2 separate regions of the Homo sapiens genome follow, and region 2 is linked to region 1. Evidence: chromatin loops called from intact Hi-C (ENCODE). Cell type or tissue: PC-3. All regions are shown on one strand. Each heading gives the region's core, and the rest is flanking DNA. Links, peaks and the distances in the headings are about the cores only.

Region 1 (15,230 bases), core at 6,722-11,721:
GAGACAGGGTTTCTCCATGTTGACTAGGCTGGTCTTTGAACTCCTGACCTTAGGTTATCCACCCACATTGGCCTCCCGGTGTGCTCTGATTACAGGCCTGAGCCACTGGCCTGCCCCCCCCCCACCCTTTTTTTTTTGAGACAGAGTCTCGCTCTGTCGCCCAAGCTGGAGTGCGGTGGCGCAGTCTCCCCTGCAACCTCTGCCTCCCGGGTTCGACCAGTTCTCCTGCCTCAGCCTCCCAAAGTGGTGGGATTACAGGTGTGAGCCACCACACCCGGCTTTTTTTTTATTTTTATTTTTTTAAAGAGAGAACATCTCACTGTGTTGTCCTGGTTTGTCTTGAACTCCTGAGCTCCAGTGATCGACCTTTTTTACCTTCCAGAGTGCTAGGATTACAAGCATGAACCACCATGCTCAGCCTAATACAAGAAAAAAATATTTTAAAATCATATGAAAGCTTCAGCAGTCATTTTGTGGGCTCTAATGAGGCTTATATTGTAGAGCCAATTGTTATCAAGAGAGGAAACGGGCTGGGCATGGTGAAACCCTGTCTCTACTAAAAAAAAAAATACTGAAACTAGCCAGACATGGTGGCGGCTGCCTGTAATTCCAGCTACTCAGGAGGCTGAAGCTCGAGAGTCGCTTGAACCCAGGAGGAAGAGGTTGCAGTGAGCCGAGTTCATGACACTGCACTCCAGCCTGGGTGACAGAGCAAGACTCCATCTAAAAAAGAAGAAGAAGAAGAAGAAACATTGACTTAAGTCTGTGGGGCAGAAAAAATTCTTTCTACACTTTGTGGCTGAGAAGTGGAGAAATGGTTGTTGAGGACCTATCCTATAAATGTCTGTGTCTAGGTTGTAGAGATCTTCCTTATATTTGCTCAGGTTTTGTTTCTTCAGAATTTAGATTAAATGTTAATGAATTTTGTTCTTCTTGGGGCTCCAAATCTGATTGGTGATTACCTCTGATTTTGGTTTTTTAAAAGAACCTTTGGTTATCTTAAAGTAATCCTTGCGGGGCTGGACGCGGTGGCTCACACCTGTAATCTCAGTACTTTGGGAGGCCGAGGCATGCGGATCACGAGGTCAGGAGATCGAGACCATCCTGGCTAACACGGTGAAACCCTGTCTCTACTAAAAATACAAAAAAATTAGCCGGGCGTGTTGGCGGGCGCCTGTAGTCCCAGCGGCTGAGGCAGGAGAATGGTGTGAACCCGGGAGGCGGAGCTTGCGGTGAGCCAAGATCGTGCCACTGCACTCCAGCCTGGGCAACAGAGCGAGACTCCATCTCAAAAAAAGAAAAGAAAAGTAATCCTTGGGGACCTGAGCTGTATATTCTGCGTTATAGATACAGGCATCTTTTCTTTCTCACAAAGCCATACTGTAGGAGTTTAATTCTTAGTTCTGCAATGCTTAGGTCAACTGTTTATTCTTTAGTTCAAAGACTACTTATTTTTGATGCATTATTTTTTTTTGTGCAAGTGAACAGCGTATGTCAGAATGCTATGAATTGAATGCCCCAGAGATGTAGCAAATCAGGGTTTAATTTTGTTGTTGTTTTATTTTTGTTTTTTCTTTCTTCCTTCATACAGAATGTAATTTTTTTCATGCAGTGTGTAGCACTAATGCACTGAGAGTTTTAATTATCTAAACTGAGAAACTTTATTGACATATACAGGAAAATCACAGATTGTAGAAATGTTTATTTATTAAATGGTAATCTCTCAAAATAGAGTTTTGAGAGAGGGAAATATGTTAGAATGTATATTTTGAATTAGTAATGTTTATAGCTGCATGATAGTATCAGCTATACTACAAATCAAGTCCCCTGAAGATGAGTGAATGCAGCAGGGTCTGCAGATAAAGAAGTATGAATTAATCAATTAAATTTTAGTTTTTACACAAGCCAGTCTCACTTCTGTTATACTCACATCGTCACATGAATCATAAACTATAAGGGACTCACATGGAAAAGGTGATTTTGAGTTTAGGGACTCACTTGGAGATTCTTTCATAATTGAGAAATGTTTTAAAATGAGATAATATGGGCTTATTGCAGTTGGAATCAAGAACCTGTCAGTGTTTTACGTGTGTAGTACATCTGATCCTTGAATCGTGGAAGAAGTAGTCTCTTCAAGTTATTACCAAGATGTGTACTATGTTTGTGATATTACAGCTGATTTATGGTATGCAGTAAAACAATATGCCTTTTTAGCTTGCCAAAGATACTGTTAAGTATCAAAATAATAGAAATAACATATCCAAATAGTTATGGGTCCTTGTTTGACAGCAGGAAGTCTTTTTTGGTTTTGGTTTTTGTGTGTGTTTTTTTTTTTTTTTTTTTTTTTTTGAGATAGTCTCGCTCTGTTGCCCAGGCTGGAGTGCAATGGTGCGGTCTTGGCTCACTGCAACCTCTGCCTCCTGGGTTCTCTTGCCTCAGTCACTGGAGCAGCTGGGACTATAGGCATGAACCACCACTCTCGGCTAATTTTTGTATTTTTAGTAGAGATGGGGTTTCACCGTGTTGGCCAGGCTTGTCTAGAACTCCTGACCTCAAGTGATCCACCCACCTTGCCCTCCCAAGGGCTGAGATTACAGGCAGGAGCTACCACGCCTGGCCAGTCTTTGAAATAAGCCAGCATTTCTTATAGAAGTTTAGGCTCCTTAAAGTGTTTTATTCCTGTTAGTCAAAGACTTACCATGATAGTTTGCGTAACACAGTCCCCTGAGCTTGGAAAGGAATTCTACTGAGCTCCATCTTCAGCATTTAAAAATGAGCAAATAATTTCTGATTTTGTTTCCTTAGAGTAAAGGTGCTAGTGCTGGAAGAGAATGGACTGAACAGGAGACCCTTCTACTCCTGGAGGTAAGCAGATTAATGCATATGGGATGTGTGCTAAGATTCTTTGACTAGCATTTTATTTTGTTTTGTTTTATTTAGAGGCAGGGTCTCGCTGTGTCACCCAGGCTGGAGTGCAGTGGCCTGATGGTAGCTCAGTGCAGCCTCTACCTCCCAGGCTCAGGCGATCCTCTTACCTTCAGTCCTGAATAGCTGGGACTAAGGGCGTGTGCCACCATGCCTGGCTAATTTTTGTATTTTTTGTAGCAATGGGCTTTCACCATGTTGTCCAGGCTGGTCTCAAACTCCTGGACTCAAGCAATCCTCCCACCTTGGCCTCCCAAAGTTCTGGCATGAACCACTGTGCCTGGCCTGTGACTAGCATTTTAAACTCACCTATAGTATTCTGTTTTAAAAAGTGTCCACTGGAGCTCAAAACTCAATCACAAATGTGTTTTCCTTTAGAACAGCCATCATGCTTTGATAGTTGATACTTAAATCCTTTTCTGTGTCTCCATGTAGTTAGGTATTGAGATGATTAAATTGATAATTTTTATAGATTCATTGAGGATGTTTAAGTGAAGCTAATTCCTAATCACAAAATAAGTTGTGAATGTGTGACAATTAGAAATAAAGTGACTACTAAGACAATTGGTGTCATTGCCTGGATTTATCCTAAGATGTCGCTGCTCCTTTTGCACCATGAATGCAAATGTCAACATAATGAAAAAGGCAGTAGTGTCTTAGTATTATCAAGGAAATTGTTTGACATCGCAGTCCTCCTAAAAGAGCCTGGTGCCCTCTGGGTTCCCAGACCACATAGAGTGGACTTGGTGACATTTTGGTTGCTGTACTGCTTTGATGGTTTTTCAGGTTGTTCCAATAGTTGTAATTACTGTAGAAGTATCATTGGTGCATCATCAAACTATTTCCATTTCTTTTTTGTATTCCTCTTTTACTTTTTCTTGCTGTTTTCTGGTTCTCCCCCCAACCTTATCTTTCTCTGTTGTGATCAAAATCAAAACAATCCCTTGTTTTGTGTTTTTTTGCCTCTATTTTAATATATTCTCATATGCCCATTCAGTATCAGTGATACGCAGAGAGCTTTGCTGACTCACTTTTTACTTATTTATTTAACTATCTTTCCTATGGTACTGACTGACTCACTTTCAATTTCAGGACTATTTTGTATAGCCATATCTACTAGATTTTAATATTAATTAAAATGAACCGTGTTTTCAGTACTTGTGGGTGACTATAAACACACTTTTGTATTGCTATTTTGGAATCTTTGGGCTCTGGAGAGAAAGTAAGTTGTATAACAATGACTGGAGCAACAGTTGTTCTTTTTCCTGCTGCACATTGATGCTGGAACTTTTCTCCTTTTTCACATTTAAGATTAGTAGGTAGTAAAAGTGAGGTAAGAATGACTGAGCTACTGTTGACACTAAAGACATCCAAGAAAACCACAGTATTACACAACAGTGCATTTTCTCTCCTTCAGGTGGAATCTGTGAAGTGTTTGATTTTTCTTTTAATCTTGCAATTCAGTCAACAGGAATTGTTTGCAATAACACAAAGAGAAATAAAAGACTTCTCCACATCAGTGTTTACCACTAACATCTTCGATTTATATAGTTTATTTAGAGATACTTAATAGCTTAAGAATATGAAGTCAGATGAGTATTTTTAAATGGATTTATAATCAAATATAGTCTCTTTCTAATAAATCGATAAATCTGGTAGACTCATTGGGGTTTGCTGTTTTCAAAATAGCATCGTACCTTTTTTTTTTTTTTAAGACAGGGTTTTTCTCCCTTCCCCCATGCTAGTGTGCAGTAGCGCAGTCTCAGTCCACTGCAGCCTCAATTTCCCGAGCTCAGGCGATCCTCCCAGCTCAGCCTCTCGAGTAGCTGGGACTACAGGTGTGCACCACCATGCCTGGCTAGTTTTTTTGTATTTTTAATAGAGATGGGGTTTCACCATGTTGCTCAGGCTGGCATACTATTTTATTAAACAAATATACCACACAGGCAGCATTCCAAATATTTATCGTATTCTTGAGCACACCCCTTTGATTTTTAAAAGACCTTGTTTCATAAAGTCTTTTATCAAAGCACAGCTTTTGGGTAAATGCTGAAGGTTAATATCTGGTTATGTTCATTTCCTTGTTATCTTATTGTAAATATTGGAGGCAACATTTCAATTTTGGAAATAGTCAAAGTGGAATGTATACGATAGATGAAGGAATGCAGTTTGAAAAAGAAAAATCTTTAATCGGTAGAAATGAAGGATAATGTAAGGTTTTATATTAACGTTTTAAAAAGAAATTACTCTGTAAGATCAAGATGATGATGGCCTGTTTGAATAAGACTTCAGTTGTAAAAAGGTGTGGGGAATTTCTACTTGAAAATATGTCATTAGAATGAGTAGGCCTATAAAGTCTAAAGTTTGAGGTAAAAAAACAAAACAGCACAACAAGAATAAGTAGCTATAAAAGGCCATGACAGTCTTTATGGAAGTTTGAAATTCTGTTGATATAATCAGGGCACCAGAATGAAAGAGAGATAATGGAGCCACTCTATTCCACAGTGACTAAAGAATTTTTTTTCAAGTTAATATATATGTACATGCGTATCTATATATATATGCACATATTTATTTATTTAATATAGAGGCAGGGTTTTGCTATGCTGTCCATGCTGGTCTTGAACTCCTGGTCTCTAGTGATCCTCCTGCCTCAGCCTCCCAGAGTACTTAGATTACAGACGTGAGCCACTGTACTGGGTTCACAGTTTCTTTTTTCTTTGAGAAGGAATCTCACTCTGTCACCAGGCTGGAGTGCAGTGACATGATCTCAGCTCACTGCAACCTCTGCCTCCTGGGTTCACGCAGTTCTTCTGCCTCAGCCTCCCGAGTAGTTGGGACTACAGGCACGCGCCACCATGCCCAGCTAATTTTTGTATTTTCAGAAGACACGGGGTTTCACCATGTTGGCCAGGATGGTCTCGATCTCTTGACCTCGTGATCTGCCCGCCTCAACCTCCCAGAGTGCTGGGATTACAGGCACAAGCCACCGCGCTTGGCCTTCACAATTTCTTTTAAGTCCACAACTGATTGCAGTATTCTTCCTGTTCATTTATAATTATTCTTGGGCTTGAAAGTGACAAGACTTGAATTTGTGAGCTCACTGATTCTCCCGTGATAGCTCTAGTGTTTGTCATGTATGCTTTGCTTTCTCATGCTATTTATTTTCCCTTAGATAATTAATAGACATAAAGGCTATGCCTGCAAAGAAAACTTGTAATTTATTAACATTTATTTATCACTGTAAGAGTTTCTCTCTCTCTCTTTTTTTTTTTTTTTTGAGACGGAGTCTCGCTCTGTCGCCCAGGCTGGAGTGCAGTGGCGTGATCTCGGCTCACTGCAAGCTCCGCCTCCCGGGTTCACACTATTCTCCTGCCTCGGCCTCCCAAGTAGCTGGGACTACAGGTGCCTGCCACCATGCCCGGCTAATTTTTTTGTGTTTTTAGTAGAGACGAGGTTTCACCATGTTAGCCAGGATGGTCTCGATCTCCTGACCTCGTGATCGGCCCACCTCAGCATCCCAAAGTGCTGGGATTACAGGCGTGAGCCACCGTGCCTGGCCCGAGTTTCTCTCATTTTTTATGCCAGCTAAATAATAGGAAACATAGCATTAGAAGATATTCAGTAACCAACATGAAAGATTTCCTCACAGTGTGCATACACTTTACATACTTTTTCTTGATGCAAAACCCAGGAAATATATCATTCTATGTACTTTTGAACTACACTAAGATGCATAGTAAATCTTCTATTAAAAAACTTTTCTTAAGGACAGAGATGTCCAATCTTTGGCTTCCCTGGGCCACATTGGGCCACACATAAAATACACTAACACTAACAATAGCTGATGAGCTTAAAAAAAAATCCCCCCAAAAAATCATAGTGTTTTAAGAAAGTTTATGAATTTGTATGGGCCACATTCAGCGCCATCCTGGGCCACATGTAGGCTGCAGGCCACAGGTTGGACAAGCTTGGTTTAGCTAAGAGAACCTTTTTTTTTTTTTTTTTTAATTAGGAAAACAGTCTGCCTTTTTACATTTGAGAGCCATAGCAAAGTCAGATTTATTTCTTGGTTTAGTTCAGTTTCCTGTGGTTTGAGTTCAGTAAACTTTATTAGGTATTGTGTTTTGGACACTGACAGACACTGCAGGTAGAGATCTGTAGAACACAATCTGTACCTTTAAGGAATTCATAGTCTGCTTAAGTGACAGAGAAAGATAAAACACAAAGCTTGAATGCGGAATTCCCAGCTTTATGATTAGAGGTATGTCCAGAGCACAAGAGCTGTACAGAGGAGTTGCTTTGCAAACAAGCCAGGTAGATAAGACATAATGAACAGGCTTCTGGGAATGGTATAGCTGTGTTGGTCCTAAAACATGATGTTTCCAGTGCAGAACAAATGGTTCATAGGCACAATACCTAGTAGGAATAGATCAGTGGGGCCTGTGTATTGTTGAAACGTGAAGAGTAGGGAATAGGGCGGGAGAAGTAGGCAGTGTCCTGATCATGTTTGGCTTAATTTCATAAGATAATGACACATAATAAAATAGTTTTAGGCAGGAGAGAAAGAGTGTTTTATGTAAAACATATTTCACCCTAGCAGCGTGGAGAAGGATGAAATTACTATAGAAAGGTAATTATAATAATCGATCTATGAGGCTGAGATGGAAGGATTGCTTGAGGCCAGGAATTGGACAGCAGCTTGGGCAACATAGCAAGACCGTGTCTCACAAAAAAAAAAAAAAGAGAGTGAGTGAGTGTATCCAGGTTAAGTAATGATGAAGACCTGAACCTGGGTTATGGCAGGATGAATGAAGCTGTTTTGTAGCATTATAAGATACTTACTAAAAACTTTCATTGAATCATCCTCCTTCCTGGCCAGTGTGTCACCGCATTATTCTCTTTTCAAAACATCACTTTAATTTGCCTCTCTTATTAGCATTATTATCAGTTCCTAGGCTCAGACATTTACAGATTCTCAACTCTGTGCTCTTCTGGATGCTGAGTCTTGCTTGGATTTTGTATCTCAGAAGTTTCCCCAACTCCACCTTTATTCTGGAAAAAAACTTGATGAACTTTCTTATTGTTCCCTGGCGAAAGGAACATGAAAAAATATTTTTTAATTAAAAATTTCATTGGAAAAGGGCATGATAGAGCATGTCTAGAAAATCCCTATTTATAATTAGAAACATAATACAGCCCCAGTAGATATATTTCTACTTCCGTGGACCCGAGTGAGATTTATTTTTCTTTTTTCTTACAATCTGGATCTTTCAAAAAGTAATTCCTTCTCGAACTACCTGAGGTTACTGAATATCCAGAGGAAACCCAGAATTAGCCTAGTTTTTCAAGGGATTTAATGTGTCAGGCCATTTGCTGGCTTGGGTTTTGAGAAGTCCTCTACCATTCCAGCAGAAATGAAAGCCTGAGCAGCAGTTGGAACCCAGAGTTAAGAATTAATTGATGTCCAGGTGCAGTGTTTCACACCTGTAATCTCAGCACTTTGGGAGGCTGAGGCGGGAGGATTCCTTGAGTTCAGAAGTCCGTGACCATCCTGGGCAATACAGTGAGAACATGTCTCTAAAAATTAAGAAAAAAAAATCTTTGAAGTAAAATAATTAACTGAAAAAGTAAACATGGAGACAACTATTGTTATAGAAAGCTCAATCTCACAGTGTAGAGCAGCAAATTAGGCTCTAATGCAAGGTTTTTCAGTTGGAGCATTCAATATTGACATTTGGGCCAGATTTTTTTGTTGTTGGGGTGGAGGGTTCATATATGTTTTACAGCATACATGGCCCCTCCTTGCTGTTAGATACCAGCAGCACTTCTCCAGTTGGGTCAACCAAAAATGTCTGCAGACATTGCCAGTGTCCTCAAGGGGGCAAAAATTACCCTTCATTGAGAACCATGGTCCTGGAGAGAATGGTGTGAGAGTAGCAACTTCAGTATGCCACTAAATAAATTCTTTTTATCCAATTAATTCCTCAACATTCTTAGCACCACATAGTTGTGGTTTTCTTTCTACTGTTCTATCCGTTTTTCCCTCGGAGACTCCTTTTACTCTTTTTGTTGGTTTCTTTCAGGATTTTCTCTGAAAAAATAATAAATTATAAAACTAGAAATGTATGTAGTTTATAAATTTTAGAATCAGTTTATCAATTTCTACTAAAAAGAAGCCTACTTGGAGTTTGACTGGAATTGTATTGAATCTGTAGTTCAACTTGGAAAGAACTGACATCTTAATACTGAGACTTCTAATGAATGAACACAATATATCTCTTCCTTTATTTGGGTCTTTGAGTTCTCTCATGTTTTACTCATTCTAGTCTGTTGCTCTTATACATTCTTTATTATGTTTATTCCTCCTAAGTATCTCATTATGCTATTTAAGACAGGGTCTTTTTTTTTTTTTTTTTAGAGTTTATTAAGCAGGGGAGTGGAGGGGAGATGTGGCACAAATAGAAGTATGTAACATTCAAACAACAGAAACTAGGATTTTTGAAAAAACTTTCAGTTACAGTTACGCAAAGGGTCACTTCCTCCCCCAACGACGCATGGGCCTCTCAAAGGAGAGGAGGGAGTAAGTCCCATGGTAGGGCCAGTGCTTGCTCCTGGGTTTTGGAATCATTTCTGCGGAGCTTTCAAAGCCAGACCCTGGGCTCAGGGTTGAGACTTCATAGCGGTGACAGCTAGACCCAGCAAGATGGCTGTGACCGTGAAACCCTGGGCGGCGATCCAGGTGCACATCATGAGCTGAGAGCGCTGGCTGTTGCCCCGGTGGAAGGAATAGAGGCTGTAGGTGAGGGCGGCCGCCGTGGCCAGGCAACCTATGGGTACCACCGGGTTCTCGTGGGTCTTGTGAAGGAACTTTTCCTTGAAACTCTCTGGATTCCTGTAAACAGTGGGGCTAAGCCCCTCAATGACTGGGGGCTTCGATGGTTCAAAGGGGACCTCTGGAATCACAGGGCCGGAGTCGCCATGTCTGGGCCACAGCAGCAGGAGAAAATCGCGACCTAAGACAGGGTCTTGCTGTGTTTGTCAGGCTGGCCTTGAACCCCTGGGCTCAAGAGATCCTCTCGCCTCAGCCCCCTGAGTAGCTGGGAGTACAGATGTGTGCCACTACACCCAGCTTTTATGTTATTTTAAATACTTTTTTCTTCCTATTTAAAATTGTTCATTGCTATTATGTATGGAAATATAGTTCAGTTTCTCTATTGCCCTTCTATCCTGTGACTTTGCTCAGCTATTCAGTTTTAGTACTTTTTTTTATAGCTTCCTTAGAATTTTCTACATAAACAGTCATGTCTGTATGTATTAGTAAAAAAGCCCTTCCTTCCTTCCTTCCTTCCTTCCTTCCTTCCTTCCTTCCTTCCTTCCTTCCTCCCCTCCCCTCCCCACCCCTCCCCTCCCCTCTCCCCTCCTCTCCCCTACCCTCCCTTCCCTCCTTTCCTTCCTCCCTCCCTCCCTCCCTTCCTTCCCTCCCTCCCTCCCTCCCTCTTTTCTTTTGTTTCTTCTTTTCTTTCTTTCTATCACTCTTGCCGCCTAGGCTGGAATGCAGTGGCACAATCTCGGCTCACTGCAACTTCTGCCTCCCAGGTTCAAGCGATTCTGGTGCCTCAGTCTCCTGAGTAGCTGGGATTACAGGCACGCACCACCATGCCCAGCTAATTTTTGTATTTTTAGTAGAGATGGGGTTTCACCATGTTATTGGCCAGGCTGCTCTCGAACTCCTGACCTCAGGTGATCTGCCCACCTCTGCCTCCCAAAGTGCTGAGATTATACGCGTGAGCCACCGTGCCTGGACTACTTTCTTTACAGTATGCATGTCTTTTATTTATTTTACTTGCCTGATTGAAAATAATCTAAGGAAACCATCAAATCTTTCTATTTATGCATAAATATTTGCATTAATTTTTTTTAAAAAAGCTATCTAAAGAACTTCTAATATTACACATTACTTTCTTGTTACCTGACATGAAAGCATCTGTTTTTTCTGTCTTAGGCCCTGGAGATGTACAAGGATGATTGGAACAAAGTGTCGGAACATGTTGGAAGTCGTACTCAGGATGAATGCATCCTCCACTTTTTGAGACTTCCCATTGAGGACCCATACCTTGAGAATTCAGATGCTTCCCTTGGGCCTTTGGCCTACCAGCCTGTCCCCTTCAGTCAGTCAGGAAATCCAGTTATGAGTACTGTTGCTTTTTTGGCATCTGTGGTGGACCCTCGCGTGGCATCTGCTGCAGCAAAAGCGGCTTTGGGTATGGACTTCCCTAAACCATCTCCTCAACAGAAAAACTCAGTTTATCCCAATTTAAATATTACCAGCCGTTACATTCATTTCTTTTAATGTAAATAACAAAAATCAGATATTACCTGTGAAAGATACCATATTCTTTATAAAAGTATTACAATATTTGGCTGGACACCAAATTAGCTGGGTGTGGTGGCACATGCCTATAGTCCCAGCTACTTGGGAGGCTGAGGCAGGAGAATCGCTTGAACCCAGGAGGCAGAGGTTGCAGTGAGCCGAGATCGTGCCACTGCACTCCATCCCCTGGGCAATAGAGCAAGACTCCGTCTCAAAAAAAAAAAAAAAGTATTACAAAATTTTTAAGTAATGCACCTTAAAATTAAGAGCTTTAGGAATTGGAGGGACAGAGGTTTTTTATTGTGTATTTTGTGATTAATTTAGAATTTGGTGTAACTAGCAAAGGAAGTCATTTAATATTCATGGGTTACACATTAATTGTAACTAGAACTTTGTCACATCATAGAACTCTTTCTTGGTTTTATGGATGTTTAATCCTTGCTGTTTTTGTTTTTTTGACTTATTAATCTAGTAAGCAGTTAAAATATGGACAGCAGTTTTGATTATTACTGGCATAAGTTGAAAGATCTCTTATTTCAAGGCTCTGTGATGTGTAGGAGAAAATGTAGAACCATAGAATTTCATTATTATTACTATTTTTTGTCTCATTTAGTCCTCTCATTTTTCTGGTATAGAGGGACTGAGAGCCTGAAGAGGTTGCTACACCTAAGACAATAATACTGTGTTGGGTTTCCTGGTGGTGGTTTTACACTGAAGCAAATTTTTGTGCAAAGTTAGATTGCTGTTCCATTTTTATTCTTGAACCAGAGGAGTTTTCTCGGGTCCGGGAGGAGGTACCACTGGAATTGGTTGAAGCTCATGTCAAGAAAGTACAAGAAGCAGCACGAGCCTCTGGGAAAGTGGATCCCACCTACGGTCTGGAGAGCAGCTGCATTGCAGGCACAGGGCCCGATGAGCCAGAGAAGCTTGGTGAGTCACTGCTGCTTTTAAGGGACAGGGTTAATATATGTTTGTATTCCTGTCAGTTTACTCAAATAATTGGGTTTACTTGCACTAAAAAGTGAGTACAATGATCAGTATAAACTTGTCTTTTAAGATTAGTACATGATTTTTTTTCTCTTGTCTGTTTCTTTTGGTAGCTAGAACTAAAAAATTATCTTGTAACTGTTAATGGTATTACAGTTGTGAATTATCTGGTTGCTGTTTGTAGATCCAGGTTTTGAATAGACAGATACAAGAATACTGAAAGATGCATGGAACTGTAGGTGAAAAAAAGAATATTGAAAGGACTTATGATTATGTTAATTTATATGTTGCTGAGTGGGTTTAAATTCATTGTTTTGGGGGTTTTTTTAGCTGAGGAAAAATTCCTGTAACATAAAATTCCTCATTTTAACTGCTTAAAAGTATATAACCTAGTAGCTTCTGCTATATTTACAATGCTGTGTGTCTATCACCACTATCTAATTCCAGAACATTTTCCTCATCCCAATAGGAAGTCACATACTTATTAAGTGGTCACTCCCCATTCCTTTTGCTCTTCAGCTGTGGTACCCACTAACAATCTGCTTTCTGTCTCTATGGGTTTGCCTATTCTGGACATTTAATATAAACAGAATCATATAATATGTGGCCTTTGTGTCTGCTTCTTTGACTTAGCATAATGTTTTCAAGGTTCTTCCATGCTGTAGCATGCATCAGTATCTCATTCTTGTCAGTGCTGATTATTTCTTTGTGTGGATATACCCAATTATATTTATTTGTCAGTTCATGGACATTTTTATTGTTTCCACTTTTTTTTTTTTTTTTTTTTTTTTTAGACAGAGTCTTGCTCTGTCGCCCAGGCTGGAGTGCAGTGGCGCGATCTCAGCTCACTGCAAGCTCTGCCTCCCTGGTTCACGCCATTTTCCTGCTTCAGCCTCCCGAGTAGCTGGGACTACAGGCGCCTGCCACCACGCCCAGCTAATTTTTTGTATTTTTAGTAGAGACAGGGTTTCACCATGTTGGCCAGGATGGTCTCGATCTCCTGACCTCGTGATCTGCCCGCCTCGGCCTCCCAAAGTGCTGGGATTATAAGCATGAGCCACCGCACCTGGCCTATTGTTTCCACTTTTATACTACTATGAAAAATGCTGCTATGAGTACTTATATACAAGCTTTTTTGTGAACTAAGGATTTTCACTTCTTTTGGTTGGGTGTATACCTAGGGGTAGAATTGCTGAGTTATATGGTAATTTTGTTTACCTTTTTGAGAAACTGCCAGCCTGTTTTTCATAGTGGCTATACCATTTTATGTTCTTACCCGTAATGTATAACATTTCTAAGTTTTTCATGTCCTTGTCAATACTTATTTTCCATTTTTACCTGTAATAGCCAATCTAGTGGTTTGATGTTGGGGTTTGTATTTGCATTGATGACTAATCATCTTGAATATCATGTGTTTATTGGCCATTTTTATGTCTGCCTTGGGAAATACCTACTCAGATTCTTGCCCCCCCCCCCTTTTTTTTTTCTTAGTAGACTTTATGTCTTAGAGCAGTTTTAGGTTCATAGCAAAATTCAGTAGACATTACAGAGTTTCTGTATACTGCCTGACTACCCCTACATGCACAGTTTTCCCCACGATCAATACCAGGGTGGTACATTTGTTATAGTTGATAAACCTACTTTAACACATCATCATCAACCACAGTCCAAAGTTTTAGTTTATTCTGTAATTGATTCTCACATGTTGAACCACCCTCCCTTTTTGTTTTTTGGTTTTTATTTTGATAAATCCGACATGGCCTTTGTAAATAATCCATTTAACATGCTATCAGATTTGGTTTGCTAGTCTTTTGTTGAAGATTTTTGCATCTGTATTCATATATTGTTTATAGTTTTCTTTTCCTATGATATCTTTATCTAGTTTTGGTATTACGGTAATAACCAGCCTCAAAGAATAAGTTAGGAATTGTTCTTTTTTTTTTCTTTTTTTTTTATTTTTTATTTATTTATTTTTATTTTTAGAAAAGTTTGAGGAGCATTGGAGTTAATTCTTTAAGTGTTTGGTAATATTCACTGGTAAAGCCATCGTGTCCTGGACTTTTCTTACTTTCTTGATTACTGATTCTGTCTCTCTCTCTCATTTTTTTTTTTTTTTTTTGAGACAGAGTCTCACTCTGTCACCCAGGCTGGAGTGCAATGGTGTGGTCTCAGCTCACTGCAGCCTCCGCCTCCTGGGTTCAAGCAATTCTCCCTGCTCAGCCCCTGGAGTAGCTGGGACTACAGGCTTGTGCCACAACACCCGGCTAATTTTTGTGTTTTTAGTAGAGATGGGGTTTCACTGTGTTGGCCAGGTTGGTCTCGAACTCCTGACCTTGTGATCCACCCGCCTCGGTCTGCCAAAGTGTTGGGATTACAGGTGTAAGCCACCGTGCCTAGCCCTCATTCTGTCTCTTGTTATAATTCTACCAAGATTTAAACATTTCTTAATGAGTCAGTTTTGGTAGTTTGTGTCTTATAGGAATTTATTCGTTTCATGTAGATTATCTAATTTGTTGGCAAAAAATTTATAACAACAAAAAGGGGAAACAACTGGAATGTCCATCATCTGATATGTGATAAGCAAAATGTGGTATATCCATACAATGGAATATTACTTGGCTGTAAAAAGGAATGAAGTGTTTACATTTGCCACATGATGGATGAATTTTGAAACATTTGGTAAGTGAAAAGCCAGTGAAAATAGCCAATATATTATATGATTGCATTTATAAGAAATGTCCTGAAGAGGGAAATCTATAAAAACAAAGTAGATTAATGGTTGCTCTGCATAAGCGGAATGGAGGATTGGGGGTTGATAGCAAAAGGATATCTCTTTGAAGTAACGAAAATGTTTTAAGTTTTACCATGGGGATGGTTGCACGTATCTGTTGATATACTTAATTTAATTGACTTGTACTCCTTCAATGGGTGAATTTTATATTAT
Region 2 (15,230 bases), core at 5,198-10,197, 52 kb after region 1:
TAAGACCAGCTGGCCCCAAAAGTAGGAAGAGGCTGCTTCAGTAGCTCTCCTACCCCAACTCTATACCACCCCACCCTCAGTTCCCTGATTAGGAAGCAGCCTAGTCAGGGACTTACTGTGCTTCTCACTCCATGCTGTACATCTGTCATTGAGCTTATGTCTCTGTAAGCATCTCTCACACCATTGATTGTCTCCTGCCCCGGGAGCTCATGAGACCTGGGTTTCATCTCTGTCACCCTCTGTGTATGCTGGACCAAATGCAGGCTTCTTCACAGCCTTACTCTCTTTGCCACCTGTTTGCATCCTGCTTCTCTGGCCAAGAAGGCCCTTTGCCCCACTTTTTGCCTACCTCCTGCAGTCCTCAGCTGTGGGTGGCATGGCCTTCACATTTACTGCAGTGGCAGCCTCACAGAGCGCTTAATTGCACTGTAATCACCAGTTCATGGGTTCGCATTTCTGTACCAGAGTATATACTTTTTGAGGGCAGGGACTTAATCAGATGTCTTTGTTAACACAGAAGTAGCACATCACAGGCCCTTACTTAAATGAGTGCGTGCCAGCATTGTTGCCGTAGTTGGGAAAGTGGAAAGGATAATCCACCCTTTGAGACTTAGTTTAATGGGGGAAACAGTCAACAAATAACGACAATACAGTATGTTTGTATAGTACAGCAGTTGTACAGATGCTGCTATGGGAACAGAAAGGAGGAGTTCCCAGGAGATGGGGAGAGGGAGAAGTTATCAGAGAAAACGTCCTACAGGCGGAGCTTTAGGGGATGAGTCTTTGTGTTTATTTTTCCCTAATAAGCTTCCCTTTTGACATTTTACAGATTTTCTTAGAGGGCCTGGAGTAATAGGGGGCTATAATATAGTGGAGTGGATTGTTGGCATATGCGGGATTCAAATGATGGTTGGGTAGATCCCACTGGCAGTAAGACATCTTGCTGTCATTTGCAAAGCATAACTGATCCATTAGCCTTGAATATTGAGTCAACCCTGAGCGCTTACAGAATATATCTAGTTTGGCAAGGAGCTCTTTCCTCAGCACTAAATTGCTTTCTCTTCAAAGAATGAACCTGCAGGTCCCCCGGTTTTTTAAACCTTCTGATGGATCTGTTGTCTGTCCCCTAAGAATAGCAGAGTTCGCATCCCCTTTCCACTTCTGTCTACTGGCCCCCAGACACCAAGGGGCAGTGTATAACCGCTCCTCTTCTCTCAGCCCTGCAGAAGTTTCCTTGTGTGATGTCTATTTTTTAAATAACTACTTAAATTATATAACTTCACTATTTTTTCTCTTTTGACTTTTTTCTGGGAGGACAGGGCTCACTCTGTTGCCCAGGCTGGAGTGCAGTGGTGCAGTCATAGCTCACTGCAGCCACAAACTCCTGGGGCTCAAGTGATCCTCCCTCCTCAGCCTCCCCAAGCAGCTGAGACTACAGGCATGAGGCACTGTGCCCAGCTAATTTTTTTTTTTTTTTTAAATATTGACAAGATCTTGCCATGTTGCCCAGGCTGGTCTCAAACTCCTTGCCTCAAGCAGTCCTCCTACCTTCTCCTCCCAAGGGGTTTGGATTACAGGCATGAGCTGCTGTGTCCAGCTTTTTGACTTTTAAAAAATGTTACTTTCTAATCAGATCACACACAATATTTCATAAATATTTTCTGAATAAAACAACACAGCTGAAAATGTTGGGAAAATACTCTCCGGACTCCATCCCAATACACAACGCTGCTCTGCTTGAATTCTTCCATGGTGGACTGTTATTTTCTTAATCAGCATTTGGTGTCAGCTGTTTGTGGCAGGAAAATTCTTTGTATGAGACAGTCCCTACCCCTACTGAATGAATGTCAATAATCCAATTGTATTAGTTATAAATTGCCATGGTTTCTGAGTAAGTGATTTAAAAAAGTAAGAGTATGAAAAAGCACACAAAATGGGAGCTATAATGTTCTTTATAATGTAAACATACGAGTCACATCCCTTCTGCCACATCCTGTTGGTCACAGACCAACTTTGGATCTGGGTTAGGTGAATAGTTTTCAGTGGGAATGTATAAATATTAGAAAGCAGGATCGTTGGCAACCAGCTTGGAGACCTGTTCTCTTACCAACCAAAATGTGTCATTTGAACTTCAAAATGCCACCCGCTCATTTTGTGTATAATTAAGACATAACCTCTTTCTCACTCTAGCACTAGCATCCTATCCTTCCCTGTGGGAAGCAAAGCTATGAATGTTTTTCTACTGATGATTTCCACACAGAATTCTTGTGAAAATTGAGAGAAGTATGGCATATGCCTGGCACAGTGTCTAGCACATACATAGTAAGTGTTTGGTAAATATATGCCTCCCGTTATGCAAACCAGTAATCAACAAATATGTACAAAATTCTTAAGATTCATAAGCCATTGTTGGCTTTGTGAGCATTTATTGGGTCAGTTACTATGCCAAAGCACTTTAAATGGATTTACTCACTTTATTTCCTGGCAAACTATGTGAGGAAGCCATAAGCAAGAAAGTAATGTTTGCTTTGAATCCCCTTATTCAAGAATCCAGCAGTGATGTTGGATGACAGCATAAGCCACTTCTTTGTTAGCCCTTCTTACATTCCAGACTGGAGCTTGAACCTGGTAGGTTGTGTACCTCAGATCACATGGGTCAGAAATGACAGAGCCAGATCTCAAACCTGTTTGTTCAGCTCTTTGTATTTATCTAGTACTTCGTAATTTATAAAGAAATGAGCTTTTGCTATTTCATTTTAACCTAGGGACTCAGATATATATGCAGCTTCTGTCATCCTATTATGAATCAATAAAGTTGATACTCCAGATAGTGAATAGATCAGCTAGGAGTAGAGGCACCCAACTCTCCACCTCCCCCACTGCCTCAGTTCATTTTAGATTGCACTCTTGCTCATCTTAACCTAGTAAGCAGTAGCTTTAGGATAACATTTTTTTAAATAGAACGTTTGGTTTGGTTTAAATAGCAATAGGTTTCAGAAATTAAGACTCAAAATCAAATATAAAGCTTTTTTTTTCCCTCTAATGACTTAAAGCCAGATGTTCTTTTTAGTCTTAAGTAATTGTAATTAAATGTAATCATATAAAAATTTCAGGGCCAGGCATGGTGGCTCATACCTGTAATCCCAGCACTTTGGGAGGCCAAGGCGGGAGGATCACCTGAAGTCAGGGGTTTGAGACCAGCCTGGCCAACATGGTGAAACCCCGTCTCTACTAAAAATACAAAAATTAGCTGGGCGTGATGGTGGGCGCCTGTAATCCCAGCTACTTGGGAGGCTGAGGCAGGAGAACCACTTGAACCCGGTAGGCAGAGGTTGCAGCGTGCAGAGATCATGCCATTGTACTCCAGCCTGGGTGACAATAGCGAAACTCTGTCTCAAAAAAAAAAAATCGAATTTGTTATGGGTATCATGAACTCAGCTATAATTAGTAGCTATTCCAGCTCCCTCATATTTTAAAGCATTAATATTAAAGGAAAGGCAGTTATGGAAGTTACAGAGTATATCAGGGAATTGACATGAGAAAAGCATTCCAGTTCAGGGGAGGGTGTTGAGCTGCCAGTGGGTCTACCACTCATTGTGTCTGTAGACTGAGTAGCTTTTGATGCTAGGCAGAAGCACACAGCCGTCAACAGAGCAGGTTTCAGACATGGGTTGTGTTGTAGACTAAATTACCTGGAGAGAATTGAAGGGCCTGGGCCCCACATAAGCCGTTTACATTTGAATGTTTTTTTAAAAGACACTTTGAGGCCATTGAGAATGGATCTATGAGCTGATTCCATTTATAGCTTTTGGACTAAATGTTGTCTGTCTCTCTGAAGTTCATTTGGCTAGGTATAGAAATTTTATACCTTCAGAGGCTGGGTGCTGTGGCTCACGCCTGTAATCCCAGCACTTTGGGAGGATGAGGCAGGTGGATCACCTGATGTCAGGAGTTCGAGACCAGCCTGGCCAACATTGTGAAACCCCGTCTCTACTAAAAATACAAAAATTAGGCGGGCGTGGTGGTGGGCACCTGTAATTCCAGCTATTCAGGAGGCTGAAGCAGGAGAATCACTTGAACCCAGGAGGCAGAGGTTGCAGTGAGCCGTGATGGCGCCATTGCACTCTAGGCTGGGCAATAAGAGCAAAACTCTGTCTTAAAAAAAGAAAAGAAAAGAAAAGAAAGAAATTGTGTACCTTCAGAAAAGAGGGACTATTAGGGAACTCGGAACTGTGAGAAACCCAGACCCTGTACTTAAGGAAGTTAAAGGATGGATGAGACATTGACTCAAAGAAACCAAATACTATGAGATGATGGGGCTATGAAAATTCAGAGAAAGGGGAGGTCATGGTCAGCTCAGATTATCAAGGTAAGATTCCTGGAGGAGGAGGATTGATAATGATTTGTAAGAAAGGCCCAGCTCTTGAAATATGAAAAGAATGATTGCTTAGGAGACTGGAGGGTCAGCCTGCCTTGATAGTTTTTGTGGTAGATAAAATGATTTATTTGTTCATTTGCCAAATACTCACTGAGCATCTGCTGTCCTCCAGGCATACAGCTACTGAGGATACAGTGGTAGATAAAACCCAACAAAGATCTCTGCCTTGGTGGATTTCAAATAATTAGAAACCATGAGTGAATTAAGGAAGTTTTATAAGTAATAAGGTATTATATGCTGCATATATATAGGTATACATACAAGCTTTGTGTGTATGTTATGGGCTGAGTCGGGGGGATTAGGAGTGGCAGGGAAGGGATTTCTGTTTTGAGTGGTGTCATCAGATTAGGCCTTATTGAGAAACTTGACAGTTGATGGGCAAGCACTTCTAGGTGCTGGAAACAGCCAGTGCAGAGGCCCTGAGGCAGGAGTATGACTGACATGTTCAGAGACAAGGGAGTAGGTGGGTGGGCTGGAGCATAAATGAGTCAAGGGAGTTAGGAGCATAAAGTCAAAGAGATCATGGTGACCAAATCACAGAAATTCTTGAAAGCAGTCCAGAGGCCTTTTTGCTTTACTCTGAAATGTGAAATAATTGCGGGACCTTGAGTTGAGGACTGAAGTGATCTTCCTTACAGTTTATCAGGGATCACTCTGTCTACTGTGTTAGAGAGAGTAAATTATAAGGCAGCAAGGTCAGAATCAGGGAGACTTGGTGTGGAGGCTGTTAGGTTAATGCACGTGAGATATGGTGGCTTGGACCAGGGTGTCAGCCGTGGAAGTGAAGAGAAATGGTGAAGTTCTGGGTGGAATTTCAAGATAGAGATAATGGGCTATCCTCACAAATAGTAAGTTTAGAAAAATTTGTTATATTTTATGACAAACTGAGGAAGAAAGAACAGCAAAAAAGAATTTCATAGTGTCCCAGAGTAATTATATTTAACTTTGTTTTCTGTGTAGTTGTAGTAATTCATCTTCTGTGCTGCCTGTCATACAATTGAATCTATTGTTCAACATTTGCTATTACATTAAAGGTAGTTTTATTTGAGATTAGAAAGCCATACCCAGTAGCAGGTTCAGTTCTGAAGCAGAAAGACTTGTGGCCTCAAGAAGCAAGCACACTGCAACAAAGATAAAATGACAAGTCACAATAATGATGCAGGCTCCCTTTTTGGATTTCTGCTACCAGAAGTACACATGGAAGTAGCAAAATGCAATTATATTGTTTTCTTTTACCTCAGGTATAAAAAGGGATGGATATGTCTGTTTTGGATTTGGGGTTTTTTCAGTGAATTTCTCATCACTGATACAAAGCATTGAAAAGGAAGGTGTGATTATTTACTTTAGCTCTGAGGCTTCAAGTCTCAGCTGATATTTCAGTCCTTGGCATTGCAGATAGATTTTTGTGGCCCTCACTGTCTTTTACTCTTTCCCACCCCCCTCCCTGCTTTATGCAAATAGAAGGGAGAAGAGCTTTGTGTGAACTTCAGCTGCACTTGCAGCTGTGTCTGCGTTTGGTGTCTTGGTGTTGAAAAGTGCTCTGTTGTGTTAGATTTCGCTTGGATACGGCTGCTTTATACATACACAGTGAAGAGGGAGAGGAAGGCAGGGTTTTTGAAAGCAGGGGAAGTGGGGGCTCAGGATGTGTCTTCAGAGCAGGGCCATAGGCAGCCTTGTATGAAAAACTGGGTTCGCTGGAGCCTATTTTTTTGTTATTAAACATATGTGTGTGATATTTTAAATTTTCAAATCATAAATAAAAAGTTCTGGCCAGGAGCAGTGGCTCATGCCTGTGCACTTTAGGAGGCTGAGGCGGGCGGATCACCTGAGGTCAGGAGTTCAAGACCAGTCTGGCCAACATGGTGAAACCCCATCTCTACTAAAAATACAAAAATTAGCTGGGCGTGGTAGTGGGCACCTGTAATCCCAGCTACTTGGGAGGCTGAGGGAGGAGAATTGCTTGAACCCGGAAGGCGACCACTGCACTCTAGCCTGGGCGACAGAGCAAGACTCCGTCTCAAAAAAAAAAAAAAAAGAGAAAAGTTCTCCTACTTCCAGTTTCATTTCTATGGATGATCACTGTTAATAGTTTGTATCTTTCAGAACATTTTAAATGTGTTTATACATGATCACAAAGTCATTTTTATATACTTGGATTATCTTATAAATATTTTTATTGCAACTTGTTTTTTCCCCCATTCAGGTTATCTTATGTAACTGAACATCAAAAAGAATGCCTTGATGACCATCCTTACACATGCATACATACAGTATTCTAGGACAGATTTCCAGATGCCTAATCACTGGGTCATTGGTTAAGTGCATTTAAAATATGACCAGTACTGGCAATTTTCTCTCAGAAATTCCTAGTTAACATTCTTTCTGATTGCCACAAAAGTGAATGCAGTCTTCAACTTGATTTAATAAAAATAAGGTATCTAGAACAAGAAAAGTTATTTTATTTGCATGACGAGGCCAGTACATGGTGGCAAGCTCTGCTGCATCTGCCGCAGAACAGAGATGGCCCTTATGGAGCCAACTGGTAGCCTGTTATTTGGGCATTGCTCTCAACTCATAGGACATGTTTGGCCCCACATTGGAACTTTTGGTTTAAACTGGGTTCTCTTTCAGGTTTATGTATGTGTTTAATCACTTATCCTTTCTAATTCTTCTAATTACTTTTTTTAAATTACCTTCTAAGTTTTAAAATGACAGATGAAACTCAGAAAATAAAGAGGATAATACAGGCTAGCTCATGTTGTAGGCAAGGAAAATTGGGCAAATTTTTCTTCCCAGCTTGGCCCTCTCATCCTCTTATTAGTAGATTCTTTTTTTCTTTCCAAGGTTAATACCTTGATACTAAGGTAAGCCCTCAAAGAAAGGCTAGTTTGGTTAAAAGCAGAACCCAAAATTCAGCTAGGTAATGCAGAGACCAGAATTTCCTTTTAGAGTCACTGCTCCCTCCAGTAGCAGTTCAGCTTCCTTATAAAGCATATCTTGACCTAAATTCCATAGTTCTTACATAACAGTAGGACTACAGCCAAGCTGTTCAGACCAGTAGTCACTCAACAAAAACAGATAAGAGGATGTTTTCTGGCCACCTCTTAAGCAAATTCAGAGTCCTAAATTCCTAGAAAGAATGATTAGAAGAAAGCAAAACCAAGGATCTGTAGCCAGAATATTTAGATTTCCCACCCCACCTTTTACAGTCATTTTGCCTCTTACTTACTAATCTGATTAGTCTTCCTGCAGAACTGGACTTCCAGAAGATTCTCTTGCTGTTTACATATTACATCTCCCTTCTCATCATGCACACAGGAAACTGAACCAGGCTAGGCTTTACCCTCTTCAGATTACCTTTCCCAGAAAATGAAGAGCCCACACTAGACTATTAGGACCATGGTAGAACCCTGTCTTGCTTGTTCCTGGTAACCCTCAACCTCTCTCAAAATGTTTTGTTTCAGAAAATCTCCCTCTCCCTAAGGAAAGTCTACAAGCCAGTTACCAAAATCCAGGACATAAGCTATACCGTTTACTCTCTTTATTTGTTCTCCTCTTAGCCTGCTCATGCATCTTTTCTTCATACTGTGTTCATGGCCTGTCTTCCCACACCCCATCTGTCCATGGAAATACCCCAGTTGCTACTCCTATAACCAGTGATGCTTCTCACTCAATTTCACAGGGATTTTCCCCAGTCGGCCCTCTGCCAAAGGCCCAGATTTTTAGGCTAATTCTCATGCTTATTCCATCTAGTTTTTGCAAATAATAGTGTGTAGTGTTTATCCACAGAACTTGCTGCCCCCAAAAGCAAAAATGTTATACTTCCCTAACCTATTAAATGCCTCAGAATAGTGCTATTGGACAGAAATATGTGAGCCATATATATAACTAAAATTTTCTAGTAGCCAAATTAAAAACAGGTGAAATGATGTTTTACATAATCCAGTATATGTAAAACCTACATATATACATTGTTTCTATATGTAATTTATATGAACAATTTTTCATATTAAGTCTTCAAATTTTACTGTGCATCACCAACAGCACATCTCATTTCATGTTAGCCACACTTCAAGTGCTCAGTAGCTGTGTGTGGCTTCTAACTGCTGTATTGGACAACACAGCACTAGAAAATGATTCCCAGTGACTTAGATTTTTCTATCAAAATGATGGGATGGAGATGTTATTGAAAAGAAGTGGGTTTATTAACCCTCCTTATGCTTATGATTTTTATACTACTTTCAGAGATCTGGATTTTCATTTTCCTGCATGTTCAGGTTGATTTTCTTTATCATCCCTGAATTAAATTAATTTAGGATAGGCTTCATTCTCTGAACTAAACATATAATACTGTATTTCTCTTTATTCTCATTTGGGTGCCAGAAAGATTATCTTGAATATTGAAATGCTTGTAGTCGTTAAACTAAGATTCATGCAAATTTTTTTATAGGCAACTAAAATATTCCGTGAATGTGTCACCAAGTATAATTTTGGGTACTTGAAAGCTAAGATTTGCAGTGGCACTGCCAAAGTTCCACATAGAGAAATGCATATCTTTGCAGCTAAGGCCACGTCAACTCATGCAGAGTAATTTAACTCTGGTGTTATGTTCTAAAATAGACAGTAACCATGAGAGTATCACATCCAAAAGAGAGCACATAGGAAGGTTGGGTGAACTTGAAATGTTAACATCTGAGGAACTATTACAAGGACAAGAGAGGCTCGTTTTACCTGGGGAAGACTCAGACAGCCATAGAAAGTATTTTTAGATATCTAAAGGCCTGCCAAACATAGAGGGGATTACATGTGTCCAAGTGAGCCCAAAGAGCAGTAGCCCTACTGCGGGAAGATTGCAAGGAAAGACTTAGACTCAACATGGAGAAGACTTTGACCATGGTAACAGATGTCCAAATGGAAATATGCTACTCAAGAAATAATGCCTTTGTTCTCACTGTAGAAGGTGCAGGAAGTGAGGTGGTGATGTCAGTGTGATGGGATAGAGGTAATTCAGGCATTATGTAGTTGTCCTTTGTGTTATCCAATCCTGAAAGCCTCTTCTGGTGTCATTTCTCTTCCACTTCCTTTGCTTACAGCTAGAACAACAGAGGCAGCAGTTGCTTACTGAACGCCAAAACTTCCACATGGAACAGCTGAAGTATGCTGAATTACGAGCACGACAGCAAATGGAACAGCAGCAGCATGGCCAGAACCCTCAACAGGCACACCAGCACTCAGGAGGACCTGGCCTGGCCCCACTTGGAGCAGCAGGGCACCCTGGCATGATGCCTCATCAACAGCCCCCTCCCTACCCTCTGATGCACCACCAGATGCCACCACCTCATCCACCCCAGCCAGGTAAGAGGAAGGCCCTGCTCTTGGAAAAAGCTTATGGTCACTACAGAGGCACAGAGCATCATTGGGGCCAACCACACAGTTGGTGTTTTCTGATGAAGACTGCTCAAAATTTTCATTGTCATCTAGAAAATTGTAGGCATGTGAGATTTAGGGTTATCGCCACATGAAGCCTTCCATGTTCTTTTTCTCTTGGTATGATGCCTTTTTGTTGAGTAGGTCAGCCTCTGATTGGACAGTAATATCTCAGAGTTCATTCAGAATTTATCTTGGATTATTGATACCGTAAAAAAAATTATAGACATTTTCAAAGATAAATACACACAACACAGCAAACTCCCATGACCTGGTTTCAACAACCATCATCTTTCTGCCACTTTTACTTTTTGTTACGGAAATCTTCAAACACAGATAAAGTAGAGAGAATAGTATGATAATCCCCCATGTACCTATTGGACAGCTTCAAAATTATCAACATTTTAGAGTCTGTTTTTATCTTTTCCTCCTCACTTTGGGAAATGAGATAGACTTCAAATGTATCTCTAACCAGTGGGAGTCTTTTTTTTTTTTTTGAGACGGAGTCTCGCTCTGTCGCCCAGGCTGGAGTGCAGTGGCGCGATCTTGGCTCACTGCAAGCTCCGCCTCCTGGGTTCATGCCATTCTCCTGCCTCAGCCTCCCGAGTAGCTGGGACTACAGGCGCCCACCACCATGCCTGGCTAATTTTTTTGTATTTTTAGTAGAGACGGGGTTTCACCGTGTTCGCCAGGATGGTCTCGATCTCCTGACCTCGTGATCCGCCCACCTCAGCCTCCCAAAGTGCTGGGATTATAGGCGTGAGCCACTGCGCCTGGCCGGGAGTCTTATTCTTTACATAACTATCATCACCATCAAACAAAAGTAATCATAATTCCTAATATCATTTGTTAAATATCTTTTGAGTGCTTAGTTTGTTTGAATCAGTATTCAGTTAAGATTCACACATTTGTTGACATGTCTCTTAAAAATCTATGTAATAATTCACCTTCCCTTTTTTGTGCCATTTATGTGTTGAAGAAACCAGGGTTTTTCCACAATGTGGCTGTGCCTGATTGTACACCAGAGGTGCATAGTGTCATGTCATATGTCCTTCTAACCCCCCCACACAAACACACATTTCCTATAAACCAGAGGATTGCTCAGGTTCAAATTCACACTTTTTTTTTTTTTTTTTTTTTTTTTAAAGACACTGTCTCGCTCTGTTGTCTAGGCTGGAGTGCAGTGACATGATCATGGCTCACTGCAGCCTCAACCTCCCAGGCTCAATCAATCCTCCCATCTCAGCCTCCTGTGTAGCTGTGACTACAGGTGCATGCCACCACACCTGGCTAATTTTTGGTTTTGTTTTTATAAAGATAGGGTTTCGCCTTGTAGCCCAGGCTGATCTTGAACTTCTGGGCTCAAGCAATCCTTCCGCCTCGACCTTCCAAAGTGCTGGGATTACAGGCATGAGCTCTACCACACCCAGACAAGATTCACTTATGAGGTCAGGCATTCTTGTAGTGTCAGTTTTTCTTTTTGTGGTAATTAAGATTGATCAGTAGTTCTGGTGTTGTCAGTCGGATCATCCATTATAAAAATCCCCATTCGACTAAATTGTTTTAGAATTGAGCGTTCAGAATTGCTTCTTAAATTAGCTATTTTAGGCCGGGCGCAATGGTTCATGCCTGTAATTCCAGCACTTTGGGAGGCCGAGGCGGGCGGATCACCTGAGTCAGGAGTTCGAGACCAGCTTGGCCAAAATGGCAAAACCCTGTGTCTACTGAAAATACAAAAATTAGCCAGGTGTAATGGTGCACATCTGCAGTCCCATCTACTCAGGAGGCTGAGGCATGGGTATTGCTTGAACCTAGGAGGCGGAGGTTGCAGTGAGCCAAGATTGTGCCATTGCACTCCAGCCTGGGTGACAGAGCGAGACTGTGTCTCAGTTAGTTACCCTGAAAATCAGTTCTTATAGGAAAGCCTGGATAAATGCTTCATATTTTCCCTCTATTGGTTATCTGTATAATGAGTTGCTGCCCCTCAGTAACCAAAGGTGACCAGCAAAGGGTTTTTTTGTGTATATTTTTAATATTGTAAAATTATAAATTTTTTAATATTTTGTGTGTTTCAGTCTATCATAGATACTATTTGTGTTTCTTGTTGCTTCTTAAAAGAGGTTGGGTCTCACTGAGTTGCCCAGACTGGACCCAAATTCCTGGGCTCAAGCAATCCCCCTGCCTCAGCTTCTGAAGTAGCTGGATTATAGGCACGTTCCACTGTGCCTGGCTTTTTTTGATGCTAAAATTGTCCCATTTGTAGCTTGTGAGAACTGTTTCGAGTTGGCTATTGTTTACTAAATTTTAACTACTTTGGAAGTTGAACTCATAGTTCCTTCAAGCTTAACTGCCAGCATCATTAAAACCTAAGATGTACTTTTAATTCCAGTTCACCCCCCAAACCCCACATTCCTTCTCTTCTTAGAGGGCAATATATATGGGTGTGTGCTGTGTTTTATGTTAGTCTAGTGAAAGTCATCTTGTAAGATTTTTATAGTTTGCTTATCCACAGTAATATACCAAGTGCTTAGAGCCAAAGTTTGTGCTTTTGGGGATGGGATGCAAATTCTCTGTCCAAGTCACGGTATTATCAACACACTTATTCACAACCCAAAATATATTTTAGGCTGTAGTTTTAGTAGTTTTTATTGACTTTACCGAAAAACAGGGCTAAGTTTACTTTGGGAAGCTTTCGTTTACACACACTCACAGGATTAATTTGCAATCATAAGAATTACTACCATCGTCAGACTTGCCACTCTAAATGACATTTGTGGAGATAGCCTTAGAAGTTTACCCTGCTCACAACAAGGTGCATTCTTTCTCAGTCTTATTTCTGTCTACTTGAGTGGATCTTAAATTCTTTGTATGGAATCAGATTTTCTCCAGAGTTAAGCTTTCAAAAGATACAAATGCTTAAGAGTTCACATCTCAAAGTAATTTTTCAAGAACAATAGTTATTTAAAAATTAAATTCCTAGGCCAGGCTTGGTGGCTCACACCATTAATCCCAGCACTTTGCGAGGCCAAGACTTGAGGATCGCTTGAACCCAGGAGTTTGAGACCAGCCTGGGCAATATAGAGAGAAGCTGTCTCTACCAAAAAAAAAAAAAAAAAGTAGCCAGGTGTGGTGGTACTGCATACCTGTAGTCCTAGCTACTCAGGAGGCTGAGGCTGGAGGATCACTTGAGCCCAGGAGTTTGAGATTGCAAGTGAGCTGTGATTGTGACACTGCACCGTTACACTCCAGCCTGGGCAACAGAGTGAGACCCTGTCTCTGAAAAATAAATAAATAAATAAAAATTCAGTTTCTGAAATACTGGGATAAACTTTTAAGAGGAAGTTTACTGTAGCTACTTGGTATTTGGCTCTTGATGGTGCTAAAGCATCATATTCACATTAACTGCTCACAGAACATCTAAGGAGTGCTAGCATCTGCATTTACTTTGTAAAAGATGGGCAGAGAGGTGCGTCTACTTTCTTCCCTAAATGAGATTTTGATGATAATGGGTGTTTGTATGCCATGCCCCTCACCCACATTGTTTCACTTATTTCTCATTCTCACCTTACAGTTGAAGAACTGATGCATGGCAAGGCCGCATAGCTTTGCTGCATGGTAGAGCCAGGATTCACACTGAGCTCCATCTGATTCCAAAGTGAGGCCAGTGCCACAGTGCTGCCTCCCGTGACGGAAGACTAAGGGGATTTATAGCAGATTCAGATACAGCTATTCTAGTGAAGCAGTTCCGCAAACTAGAGTTCATAAAAATAGTCTTTGGAAGAGAAATAGGTCATTTTAATCTTTTTACTTTCTCACAAAAATAGGCTTTTCTAAAGTGAATTTGTAAAGGAAAGAATTATTGAGTGCAGTGCATGATGAGAGGTTTTTTTTTTATTTTTAGTCTATGACAAGATAGTCTCATGATTTTTTATTGAAATAAAATGTACATTTTGGATAATGCACAATCATAAATATTCAGCTGAGTTTTTTTTTTTTTTACTTCCTTTATACTTGCAGAATTGATGAGTTTTAACAGAGAATATTCATGTGTAACCAACACACAGAGGCCCTCATCATACTGAGTCACCTTCCCTTCCAAGGATAACAACTGTCCTGACTTCTAGCGCCGTAGACTAGTTGGGCTGGTTGAATGTTATCTAAATGTAACCACAATTACATTTATTATGTCTGGCTGCTTTCCTTGTTTTGTTTTGTTTGAGACAGACAGGGCCTTACTCTGTCACCCAGGCTAGAGTGCAGTGACATTATCAGGGCTCACTGCAGCCTCAACCTGCCAGGCTCAAGCCATCCTCCCACCTCAGCCTCTTGAGTAGCTGGGACCACAAGTGCACACCACGACACCCCACTGCCTTTTAAATTTTTTTGTAGAGACATGGGCTCACTATATTGCCCAGGCTGGTCTTGAACTCCTGGGCTTAAGTAGTCCTCCCGCCTCCGCCTCCCAAAGTGTTAGGATTACAAGCATGAGCCACCATGCCCGGCCACATCTGGCTTCTTCCACTCAACACTGTATATCTGAGATGTGTCCACATTATTGTTTGTGGTTGTACATTTGTTCCTTCTGTTTGCTATACAGTGTTCTGTGGCTGTACTATTTATTAGTCTGTTCTGTTGGACATTTGACTGATTTCTGGATTTTAGTTATTATGAATAGTTTGTGCTGTTGTGAAATACATGAGCACGTCTTTTGATAAGACATATATGTACATTTCTGTTGTATATATCCCTAAGGTGTAGAATTGAGTATTTATGAACCTAAGAGTGGATCATAGGATATGCATATGTTCAGATTAATAGATGCTGCCAAACTTTTTGCAAAGTGGTGGTGCCTGTTTACACTCTAGCAGTATGTGAGAGTTCCAGCAATTCAAGATAATAATTTTTCCAAATTACCCCTTTTGTTGGGTTGCTTTGGAGTTTGAATATAAAATCAAGTCTGTTAAAGAGTAAAATTAAAAGCAACAGCACATTAGGCTGGGCGCGGTGGCTTACGCCTGTAATCCCAACACTTTGGGAAGCCAAGGCAGGTGGACCACTTGAGGCCAGGAATTCAAGACCAGTGCCTGGCCAACATGGCAAAAGCCCATCTCTACTAAAAATAGGAAAATTAGCCGGGTATGGTGGCACACACCTGTAATTCCAGCTACTCAGGAGGCCGAGGCACGGGAATCGCTTGAACCCAGGAGGCAGAAGTTGCAGTGAGCCGAGGTCATGCCACTGCACTCCAGCCTGGGCAACAGAGTGAGAGACCCTATCTCAAAAAAAAAAAAAAAGAACAACAGTAAATTAAACCCACTATTTTAAAGTTACCAGTTCAGAAAAAGCTGGTTCTAGCACGTAGGTC

Evidence for each region. Hi-C counts contacts between places; a loop is a spot of excess contacts. Peaks named below come from ENCODE experiments on the same cell type or tissue, not always from the same donor. Only the 100,000 strongest peaks of a DNase experiment are listed, where the experiment ranks them.
Region 2: a loop joins it to region 1, with 2.9 times the contacts of the local background. A loop is called at or near these places in 3 of 110 quality-filtered maps.

The regions. Positions count from the first base shown.
Region 1 is chr3:47,658,293-47,673,522 of GRCh38, reverse strand. SMARCC1 (SWI/SNF related BAF chromatin remodeling complex subunit C1) reads left to right here. Exons shown (of 28, transcript NM_003074.4): 19 at 2,806-2,865; 20 at 10,931-11,189; 21 at 12,068-12,229. It overlaps HIGD2AP2 (HIGD2A pseudogene 2), which reads right to left and starts at 10,803. Exons shown (of 2, transcript XM_047449430.1): 1 at 10,772-10,803; 2 at 9,589-9,910. The coding sequence starts at 10,803. The coding sequence ends at 9,589. It overlaps SNORD146 (small nucleolar RNA, C/D box 146), which reads left to right and starts at 11,829; the gene lies at 11,829-11,958. RefSeq lists a silencer at 4,740-4,943. In PC-3, for the core only: a CTCF peak has its summit at 8,807 (motif pointing right); no DNase peak of the experiment used is centred there; H3K27ac peaks cover 54 bases.
Region 2 is chr3:47,604,629-47,619,858 of GRCh38, reverse strand. It overlaps SMARCC1 (SWI/SNF related BAF chromatin remodeling complex subunit C1), which reads left to right. Exons shown (of 28, transcript NM_003074.4): 26 at 9,532-9,793. It overlaps LOC124906234 (a long non-coding RNA gene), which reads right to left. Exons shown (of 3, transcript XR_007095902.1): 3 at 5,484-5,559. Among named protein-coding and RNA genes, the nearest start is that of CSPG5, 33 kb to the right of the region's middle. In PC-3, for the core only: no CTCF peak of the experiment used is centred there; a DNase peak (open chromatin) is centred at 7,468.